Regions from separate parts of the Mus musculus genome. Here region 2 is linked to region 1. Evidence: chromatin loops called from intact Hi-C (ENCODE). Cell type or tissue: gastrocnemius. All regions are shown on one strand. Each heading gives the region's core, and the rest is flanking DNA. Links, peaks and the distances in the headings are about the cores only. Region 1 holds the start of Parpbp (PARP1 binding protein). Region 2 has its middle 32 kb from the start of Gm51779.

Region 1 (5,381 bases), core at 323-5,322:
TTGCCTGCTCTTGAATCCCTCTTCCTCCTAATGGGTTGCCTTATCCAGCCTTGATCATGTTTGGTTGATATCTCTGGGAGGCCTGCTCTTTTATGAAGGGAAAGGAGGAGAAGTGGATCTAGGGAGAGGGGAGGTGAGAGGGAGGGACTTAGAGGAGAGGAAGGAGGGGAAACTGCAGTCAGGATGTAATATATGAGAGAAGAATAAACAAACAAACTAATTAATTAATACCTCCCAAATGATTTTGATGCATAAACAGATTTAAGAACACTAAATCCATACAACAGGGCTGAAAGTAGACATAAAATACTTTACATTGAATAAAAATGATACCTGCTCCTCTAGGGCTTCTTTTTAGGGAACAAAGGAACAATTATTAAGTAGGAATATATTTAATCATAAGAGCTACAGATTTAATCTTTATGATTTCTTTCATGAGATACCAAGTGTCTTAGTTAGGGTTTTACTGCTGTGAACAGACACCATGACCAAGGCAAGTTTTATAAAAAACAACATTTAATTGGGGCTGGCTTACAGGTTCAGAGGTTCAGTCCATTATCGTCAAGGTAGGAGCATGGCAGTATCCAGGCAGGCATGGCACAGGAGGAGCTGAGAGTTCTATGTCTTCATCCAAAGGCTGCCAGTGGAAGACTGACTTCCAGGCAACTAGGGTGAGGATCTTATACCCACACCCACAGTGACACACCCATTCCAACCAGGTCACACCTATTCCAACAAGGCCATACCTTCAGATGGTGCCACTCCCTGGTCCAAGGATATACAAACCACCACACCAAGTATCCACATTTTACATTCAAATTATACACACAAAATAAATCATTTCAGATATACAGGCAATTTTTTTCCAAAAGTTCCAACTGTAATATTTTGAGACAGATATGCAGAAGCATTTCTGAAACACTCTATTTTAGGAAGGCAAATAATGCAAAGAAAATGATGTGTGTAATTAGGCTCAAACTTATTATACTGGGCAACAAGTAAAATTGGGTTAAAAAAGTTAAGCTAACCATAGTACACTGACCTGTTTGTTGTTTTCTGCCATGGACAGCTGCAGGGCCAGGAGCATGGAGTCTGGACCGCATAACGTAGTTCTTTCAGAGCTACAAAGAGCACGCCAACTCCTCCTAAACTCTTTAATCATACCCAAGACGGGCAGCTGATTAAGCACAGCCATCCTCTTAGAGAAGAACAGAATACAATGTTAAAGTGCCTTGTTTTAATTGGAAAGTAACATTTAACATGTGTAAGCAAGCATGGTTAGAAAACATAAGCAGTGAACAAGAACTCATTTTACATTTACCAAGAGTGCTTTTAATGAAATTTTAAAAACCAAATAATACCATTTCTGCCCAATCATATTTTCCTCTCCTTTAGTTTTCTTAAGCCAAATCTTTTGAAATCATAAAAATCCAACCTTCAATTTTGAAAATTCACATAAAACAGACATGCAAATTTGTAATTATAGACACAGATGTCACTAATTAAATCTGTATTTTAAGATAGTTGTTTTGAGACAAATGGTACTATATGTAGTAGATTTGGGGTGGGAGTGTATTGTTCCAAAATAAATGGTTTTCTTTTCTGCTCACTTGAATTGGGAACAGTCTTAGACTTGATTTGAGTAGTAGACTATGAAATAATTAGAATTCTAAGCCTAGGCTTTAAGAGGTTTGTGTGAAATAGTTACTATAGCAAGGCTCTAAAAACTTAGATTCCAGTAGAGTTTCCATTAAGAGTATTTAACTGTGCTGAACTGTTTTTATAAATCATATGTGTTTTATGATGAACACCTAATTTCCTTGACTCTGGTCTCTTTTGGTACATGTTGGACAGGGCATGCCTATGAGTCTACTCCCCAGTAAAAACTCTGGCAGAGTTTCTAATAACTTTCCTCAATAGACAACATTCCCCATGACTGTCACAGCCTGTGTCTGGGAGAACTAAGCATGACTCTCTGAGGACATTGAGAAGCCTGGGCTTGGTCTCCCTCAATCTACTTCACATGCCTTTTCCCTTCACTAACACTACCTTGATCCTTTTGCTACAGTGGTTCCCACCTGCAGCTACACCTCAATGTTGACTTTCCTGCTCCTCCTAGCAAATGACCCCTCTGGGGAGACCTAACTCCCAAGCCCGGGTAAGGTGCTGAAGAAAGCATGCAAAGAGAAGTAAGGTATTCCTGCTGCCAACTGATACAACTCACAGCCATGAAAGAGGCAGCTTATCCTGGGGAGACCCCATCAACATGGAAGGTGAGCCGGCAGCACCAGTCATCTGCTCAAGGCTAGCAGAGGAATCAATAACTTAACCAGCCCAAACTGCCGACCCACAGATTCAAAGCAAATACTCGGTTGCTATTGTACAGTGACTATGGTTTTTGATGTTTTGTTACACAGCAAACTGATAATAAGCCAACGAACAAATGAAGCTTCTTAGTGCCAAATACTTTCCATTTAATATTAATTACTTTGTTCCATCTCCTGTGTCCTGATGATGTCAGTCTACAAATGTCTGGTTTTGACACATGAAGAAAATAATGTTCAATGACACGAAGCTAGTAAATAGCCAAAAAAGCATAAATTCAAGATTTCTAAGTTTTCCCTAACTTCTGCATGCATACAGAACCCTTTCAAAATAAGCCTAGATGTGTCTGTATTCTAGGCAGCCATGCTATGGAATCAGTCCCCTCTCTACTTCCAGTCTTCTCTGTGTCTCTTTTTACAAGTCTGCTGTGTGTATATGTTCGCCTTTATGTAAGCACATGTGTATGGAGGCCCAAGGTTGACACTGAGTGTCTTCTCCACTGCTCTCCACCTTGTTGACTTGCCCCGGCATCACTTGTCTACACCTCTAGCACACTGGGGTTGCAAGCAGACTACTACACCAGTGTCTCCGTTAGCCCTGGGGATTTGGATTCCAGTCCTCATAGCTGTCCAGGCGCTTTATCCAGTGAGCCACCTCCCCAGGCCTCACTCACAATTCTCTGATGAGCACCTAGGTTATCTCCTATTTATCTCTTAAAAAACAAAATTGAAGAAGACACAAAAGCATGAGCTATGGGTGATATGATTAGTTTGCCTGAAATATTTTTTTTTTCCATCAACCATTTAAACATGTAAAACCATGTTTAGTTCTAGATCTGGCTATTCACCAACAGGCATCTGGGCTGGCATGCCAATATCCACTGTAGTTCCAGCTTTTCCAGGGTTACCTAACTTTAGATCTGGCTGCCCAGGTATAAGAATGGTCACAAAGCAATCAGGACTATGCCGCCCCCTCTGTTCTACCTCCCAGCCTGTTGTGAAGACTCGATGAGACGCTGGATATGAACAAAACAGAAGGTGTCAGAGGGAATAAACTCTTGCTTTTAAACTGGATTCAAAGTGCACTGGAGCAGAAAATCTGAGACAGGTAGTTGTCGCTGGAAGGTAAAGTGAGAGAGCACCACACTTAGCTAACTATCCCTGCCACCACACCCCTGCATTAGCTGTACCTCGTGATTACCACAAATTTCTCCACGTCCATAATTGGGACTACTTAACAGAATTATAAGGCACCAGTGAAGGAAATAGCCAACCTCCTTATTGCCAGCACTTAGCAAATCTCCATTAAAAGATGACAGGTGACAGTTATTCTTCTTGCCTGGTCCGGAATGGCCCTCTGAAGGATGCAACGACAGAAAATCTGAGAAGCCTGCACTCGTCGTGTGCCAGATCCCCGATCTAACGGACTAAAAGAAGATTTTGATGGGTTTCGGTCTTGCCGAAGCCCTAGCGTCTTTTTTTCCACGGGACACCGTGAAGTCGGGGCGAAGCCACTGCGCAGACAACGCCACTGGCTGGCACGTCGCTGTCACCGAGATGCGTTCGCAGAGCAGCAGCCCGAATGCCCACTGGAACTGCGACCCGGGGGCACAGAAGAGACCAGACCCACCTCGTCCAGTGACCCAGGCTGGGTGCAAGCGGAGGGAGGAGCAGCGCAGCCAGGACGCCGGAAGGCAGAGGTTTGAATCGCCTCGGCGTCCCTTTCAAATCTCGCGGCACGACCTGGGAACCAATCGCCGCGCTCGCCCTCCGACCCGGAAGCAGAGCGGGCGCACGCCCTGGCCACCTATGGTCGGGAGAGCCTTGCCCAGGTCGCCTCCCCTGCTTTAGGTGCGTATCGAGTGCGGTGACCGGGGATCGCCAGCTTGTGCTGCTTCCCCAGGGGCGCTTCCCTGTTCTCCAGAGCTCTTCCTTGTGACCTCGCGAGGTGGGAGTGGGTTTTCTCGGGCGACGCGTGGGGGACACAACTCCAGGGACCCTGGGAATATTGACCCAGGGCTTTAAAGACCTGGAGGTCAGGGGTTGCCATCAAATCCGGACCTCAAGTCCCCTGCATGCCTTATACCTCTCTGCTCTATGGTCTTCTCACCTGCCGGTCCCGCGTAACATGTGTCCAGTCTCTCTGAGATGGGACTTAATCTGAAAAAACTCAGCAGATAACTCAGGATTTTACGTGTTCTTTCTTAGCCTAGGGTGCCTCCTTTTCATTAACAACAAAGTAAAAATTAATTTGCACGTGAGAATGCTATTTCTACAGTACACACTACCTGTCTCGAGACAAATTAGTTGAGGATTGTGACAGGTGTTAATAACGTTAGTATCACACATTACTCCAGAGCCTGTATTTTTTAATCTCCTTATTTTATTGCATGGGTAATGGTTGGTTATAACTATTGCTACCTGATATTATCCTTCAAGGCTCTTGGACTCCATGTGTCTTTAGGCAGGGGTGGGACTTTCCAGTTCATCGGACCCTTGATAGTTCAGGTGGTCTGTCAAATTAGAATGTTAAAGGTCATATAATTCGAACAAATAATGTAGCATAGTCCTGAGATAGGCAGGTGTGTGTATTTGTGTTTTCTCTAGCATGTAGGCCCAACACATGCTAAATCTTTTAAATCCTCAACCTGTTGACGAACTTGGCAAATTTCTTCATAGGCAAAGAAGGGACTATTGGTAGTACCGGCGTTTATGGTACTCTTGCATATGACAGTGTCAGTACAACTTTCCAACTACAAATAGTGCTGCATCTCTATTGCTTAATAATCTTAGGACTCTATTTGTATTAAATTTATTCATGTGTGTGTTAATATAAGCAGACTTCTCTTTTGAGCTGGCTCTGACATTGCTATACCAAGCCCCATTATGATTCTTCTGTTGAATGACAAACACTTTGTAAATTTTGTTTGTGATCCACAGTTTCCTGACAGGCAATAAACAACTATTTGATTCTTACAACTGCTCCAGCTTTGGGATACAAGATGAAGCAAGATGCTACAAGAAATGCTGCGTACACCGTGGATTGCGAAGATTATG
Region 2 (5,381 bases), core at 317-5,316, 160 kb after region 1:
TTCCTACCCAAATTGGTTTTGACCAGGCCTTTACACAGCCATAGAAAGCAAACCAGGACAGGGCCATAGGTTTATTCCCTTGTTACCAGTAAATAAATGCAATTTTTTATGTAGCATTTAGTAACTTTACCTGATTAGTTAAGCATTATTATTGTTGCTGCTTTGAAGCCGAGTCCTATTATACAGTTCAGGCTGGCTGGGAACATGCTATGTAGCCCAGAACATGAACTCATAATCCTTCTGCCTCTCAAGCATTAGGCTTACAGGCACATACCACCATGCCTGGAGAGTTAGGTATTATTACTTTTATTTCATGGAGGAGAAAATTGATACTCAGGGAAGTCAAGCCAAGGATTACACAGTTGCTAGGAGACATTGTTGATATTTAAACACAGATCTTTGGCTTCCAAGTCCCCTACATTTGCCACAAGCTTTCATTTGTTCTTCCATGCAAACCACTGCACCATTGGCTGTATCTCCTTACGTCCTGTCATCCGTGTGCGCATTTGTTCTAAAGGACTAGATTTTTCTATTAGGAAAGAGACATAGAAAATGTGCAAGTCTCTACGTAAGAAATGGTGTTTTCTCATTCCTGGCAAAGCCCTGGCAGGATGAGGCCCTTCGTGTGTTTACATAAAATGTTAGTCCTAGAAAATGCTTTAGAAAGCAGACCCAGCTGAGGCTTGGCTGGAGTGTGAGAGGGGAAGAGGAGCCTTTCTCCATCTTGATTGCTGTCTGTCTAGGTCCCCAGGCTTGATTGGGACTGGTATCCAGGCTAAGCCTGAAAGGGGCTCAAACAAGCCTAGCATCTGGGGTGGGGCCCAGCTTGAAGACAGCGCATGTGTTTTGAATTGGCAATTCTTTTAACAGAAGCAATTTGGAACCCAGTCAGGGAAGCTGCTGCTGGGACTGTTACAGCCATTTTCCGTGTCCCCTGAGGGCAGTGCCTCTGAAGGGACTGCAGTTAGATCCTAGGGAGAACTTGACATTCACAAGTGACTTTGAGAACTTTGCTATTAGTGAAGGCTCTGAAGAAAGACGAGGGCATCGCGCACAAGTGTGTGCTGTGTTACCTGCGGTTGGAACCAGAAAGTGAAAATAGGACCCCTTGATATAATAATAGTTCCCAGCAATGACTCCATCATTTGACAACCTAGTCCAAATCTGAGCTTACGGGTTCAGTAACTGGGGCCAAGTTTCTACTCCACTGTGGTTCTCGGTTTCCTCACCCAGAGCGGAGCGACTGAGGTTGAAGTAAAATATACCCCACTTTATGGAAGGTGTTCGGCGGATACTCATTTCATCTTTTTCTTATGAAGCTTTTCCTAGTCTGTGACTCTATGATTCAGCACTTCCTGGAATTCTAAGGCACCAGTAACTTTCCAAGAGTGTAAACTGTCTCCTCTGTCACGTCCAAGTTCTTCCCAGCATCCCTGCGAGAGGAGCGGGGTAGTGACTGGTCAGAGATCCTCAACTGAGCTCGGTGTTCCGCGTCGGCTTCCTCTTCTGCTCCCATTCGGACAAAGATGAAATTGTCCAAACAAGTTGTTTCACAGGGTAGTGGAGCCCTGGTGGGTGTGATGTGATGCTTCACACCCCTCGCTGCTGGTGAAGATTAACATCTGGAATCTCTGGAACACCCAGGACTAGGTCGATTGTAGTACTGGGAGGTTGCACCCTGTTTAAGAACAGGAGTCAGAACCTCGAGCACTGGAAGGGCTGGTACTGAGCAGCCTCACTTGAGAGCCTTGGTCACTTTCTATATACAAAGAAATGATGCTGTTAACTGAATGTTGAAAATCCTCTAAACTCAAAAGTTCTCTGAACCAGCCATGTACAGACTATCTCTGTGGGAACATAGCCTCTGCCTCTGCCTGTGGGCTACCGTCCAATTCCCATTTATACTTTCTTCTGAGGGCAAGCTTTTAAAAGGCTTTTGTGAAGGAGTCTTCCTAAATGGAACCCTTACATTCAGGGAGTATTGGTTGGGAAGACAGGACATACACAGAAAGAAACCAATAGCCTGCTAAGTATTTCCGAAGGACTTGAATGTTAACTCAGTGGTAGAGACTTTGCCTGTATACACAAGACCCTGAGTTAAGTCCCTAGCACCCAAAAGGGGGAAAGTCACTCCATGAGTTAATTGTGTTTAAGTTGGGCTGCCTTCATTAATATGTGCCACATGACAAAGATGATAAAAAGATATGTATGTCCATTTTGCACCAAAGCCCCTTATAGCCTGCCAGATCATTAAAAGCAGCAAAGTTATAGAACATTAAGGGTTTTTTTTAATTTAAACAAATGTATATTCTAAAGACATCTGTCTCTCCCCTGTATGGATAGCAATATGTAGCCCAGGCTAGACTTGAATTCCCCATCTTCCTGCCTTAGCCTTCTGACTGCCAGGTTTAGAGTCGTGCATACCACACCCTGCGCCCTCCTTTTTAATTTATAATAAAAGAATTTATAAAGAAAAAAATAAGGCCTTCCATGGTCAACCACAGCTGGCTCAAAGTGAGCACAAGCCACTGATATGTAGATGAAAAGTCTTGCTTTATGGGATTCCACCCCCCACCTGATCTCTGAGGATAAGGGCAAAAGATTTCTTTTCTGAATTCTGTCCCTTTCTTCCACCACCACCACCACCACCACCACCCATCCAGAAGAAACAGAAATCCAAAAGGGATAGGAGCAAGTTCTCAGTAGCTTTCCATTCAGTTGAGAAAGGATCTGCTCAAGTGCCCCTGGTTGCCACAGCTCCAGCCTGGCCCTTCCTTGCCAAGTCTGGAGTGTGGCAGTCATTATGACAGTCCACTAGCGCCCCCTGTGGTCCATTTCAGGAAACTAGCCATGACCTGTAAATTTGCCGAACCTTTAAACCTTTCTAACAAATCTCAGGATTTCATAATCATAGTTGCAGCTTTGATCCCTGAGGAACAACTGGAAGCCACGTCCCGTGGTTATCTCCTGAGCATACAGGATACTGGAAAGTGCCTCTTCAAAAGCACCCAGCCACATAAAAAAGACAAAGTGTGGAATTAGTTATGAGCATTATTATGTAAGGCAAAGGGGTTGGGAAATGCTGGGTTAAGTAGGATTCAATAAATATTAAATATGAAGGTTCTTTTCTGCTCTTCTTCAGAGCGTCTGACGTGTAGTTTATATCTCTCAAGGGGAAATGATATTTCTCCCATTGCCAGAAGGAAGTGTAAAGAAATTGTCACTCCGGTTTGTAAATGAAGTCCCAGGAAGGTGACAGAGTTCCCTTGGAGGTGGGGGTCATCACTAACACACACACACACACACACACACACACACACACACAGAGGGGGTGAGGAAAAAAGAGGGAGAAGGAGAGGAAGGAGAGGAGGGAGAGAGGGAGAAGAGTGTTCATGCTGCTATAGAACATGGTTGTTTGTAGAACAGAAAATGGCGTTACTTTCAACCAGCTGTGTTGGGGAATCAAGTAGACCCTTTTCATGTTCAGTTTGGTCCACCTCTTCAGGGAGAATTGTTCCCAGTTCTCTGTTCTGAAAACCAAAAAACCTCTTTTGTTGTATGCAATTCTCTGTTCAATAAATACTTATTAAACATCAACTGGATACACAAGCAAAATAACACATGGTCCAAGAAGAGCAAAGATTGGATGGATGAGATCTCTGCTCTGTGCTGGCTGTGTTCGTGGACAAGCTGTTTATCCCCCTTAAGAGGCCAATGGGACTGATGATAGCAGCTCCTTTGATAAAATATGTTGAGGATTTAATCCCACAGTGCTCAAACTGTGGGTCTCAACCCTCTCTTTTTTTATTAGATATTTTCTTCATTTACATTTCAAATGCTATCCTGAAAGTCCCCTGTACCCTCCCCCAGCCCTGTTACCCTACCCACCCACTATTGCTTCCTGGTCCTGGCGTTCCCCTGTACTGGGGCATATGATCTTCGAAAGACCAAGGGCCTCTCCTCCCATTGATGGCCGACTAGGCCATCCTCTGCTACATATGCAACTAGAGACACAGTTCTGGTGGGTACTGGTTACTTCATATTGTTGACCCAAAGATTTATTTATTGTATATGTATGAGTACACTGTAGTTGTCTTCAGACATATCAAATCCCATTACACAGGGTTGTGAGCCACCATGTGGTTGTTGGGAATTGAACTCAGGACCTCTGGGAGAGTAGTTGGGGCTCTTAACCACTGACCCATCTCTCCAGTCCTCAACCCTTTCATCTCAGCTATCCTGCATATCACATATTTGCATTATGCTTCGTAACAGTAGCAAAATTACAGTTACAAAGTAGCAATGAGGATAATTTTATGGTTGAGGGTCACCACAGCATGAGGAACTGTATTAAAGGATCACAGCATTGGGAAGGTGAGAGCCCCTACTTTAATAAGGTAATACCCACAGAATGGCTAGCACAAGGCTAGCATATAAAGGAAACTCAGTAACTATTTATTTACTTCAGTTATTGTTGTTGTTGTTGTTGTTGAGATAATTCAGGCATGGCGCCTGCCCTCAAGGACTTGATAGTCCCTTGAGAGACAGATGACAAGGACATTTGACATAGCAATATGAAGGAATGGGTCAGAGAGAGCAATGCCACTTGCCCACACCAGCCTGCTCTTAGTGACTAGCTCAAGTGCCATTTAAATTTCATTCTTGTGGCTGCAGAGATGGCTCAGTGATTAGGAGCACTGGCTGCTCAATTCCCAGCAACCACATGGTGGCTCACAACCACCTGTAATAGGATCTGATGCCCTCTACTGGCACATACATGTACATGCAGATAGAGTGCTTATATACATAAAATAAATTAATCGAATAAATATTAAAAAGTAAACTGCATTCTTTTCTCAATTTTTATCGGCATATACTAGTAGCACATAATGGGTTTCATCGTACATCTCATAGTGCACATGACATAATCCACTCATATTCTTCTCCCATCACCTTCCTTCACCCCACTTCTGTTCCACTTATACCCTTTTCATCTTCTCCATTATCTTTCACTTTCTTTCTGCTTTCTCTTCCTTCTTCCTTCATGCATTGGCTAGTTTTATGTCAAGTTGATATAAGCTGGAGTCGTCTAAGAGGAGGGAACCTCAACCGAACATTTACCTCTATAATACTGGACTCTAGGCAAGGCTGTAGAGCATGTTCTTAATTAGAGATTATGGGGGAGGGCCCTGCCCATAGTGGGAGGAGCCATCCTTGGGCTGGTGGTCCTGGGTCTATAAGAAAGCAGGCTGAGCAAGCCATGGGAAGCAAGCCAGTAAGCAGCACTCTCCATGGCCTCTGCATCAGCTCCTGCCTCCAGGTTGCTGCACTGCTGGAGTTCCTGTCCTGACTTCCTCCAAGGATGAACAAATGATGCGAAG

The links. Peaks named below come from ENCODE experiments on the same cell type or tissue, not always from the same donor. Only the 100,000 strongest peaks of a DNase experiment are listed, where the experiment ranks them.
Region 2: a loop joins it to region 1, with 2.1 times the contacts of the local background. A loop is called at or near these places in 2 of 42 quality-filtered maps.

The regions. Positions count from the first base shown.
Region 1 is chr10:88,142,898-88,148,278 of GRCm38, forward strand. Parpbp (PARP1 binding protein) reads right to left here and starts at 4,044. Exons shown (of 11, transcript NM_029249.2): 1 at 3,599-4,044; 2 at 1,043-1,198. The coding sequence starts at 1,195. Nup37 (nucleoporin 37) reads left to right here and starts at 4,095. Exons shown (of 10, transcript NM_027191.2): 1 at 4,095-4,175; 2 at 5,265-5,381. The coding sequence starts at 5,327. In gastrocnemius, for the core only: no CTCF peak of the experiment used is centred there; DNase peaks (open chromatin) are centred at 3,365 and 4,084; H3K4me3 peaks cover 1,564 bases; H3K27ac peaks cover 869 bases.
Region 2 is chr10:88,301,696-88,307,076 of GRCm38, forward strand. It overlaps a transcript of Washc3 not described here. Among named protein-coding and RNA genes, the nearest start is that of Gm51779, 32 kb to the right of the region's middle. In gastrocnemius, for the core only: CTCF peaks have their summits at 2,837 and 4,768 (motif pointing left); a DNase peak (open chromatin) is centred at 2,811; H3K4me3 peaks cover 515 bases; H3K27ac peaks cover 1,830 bases.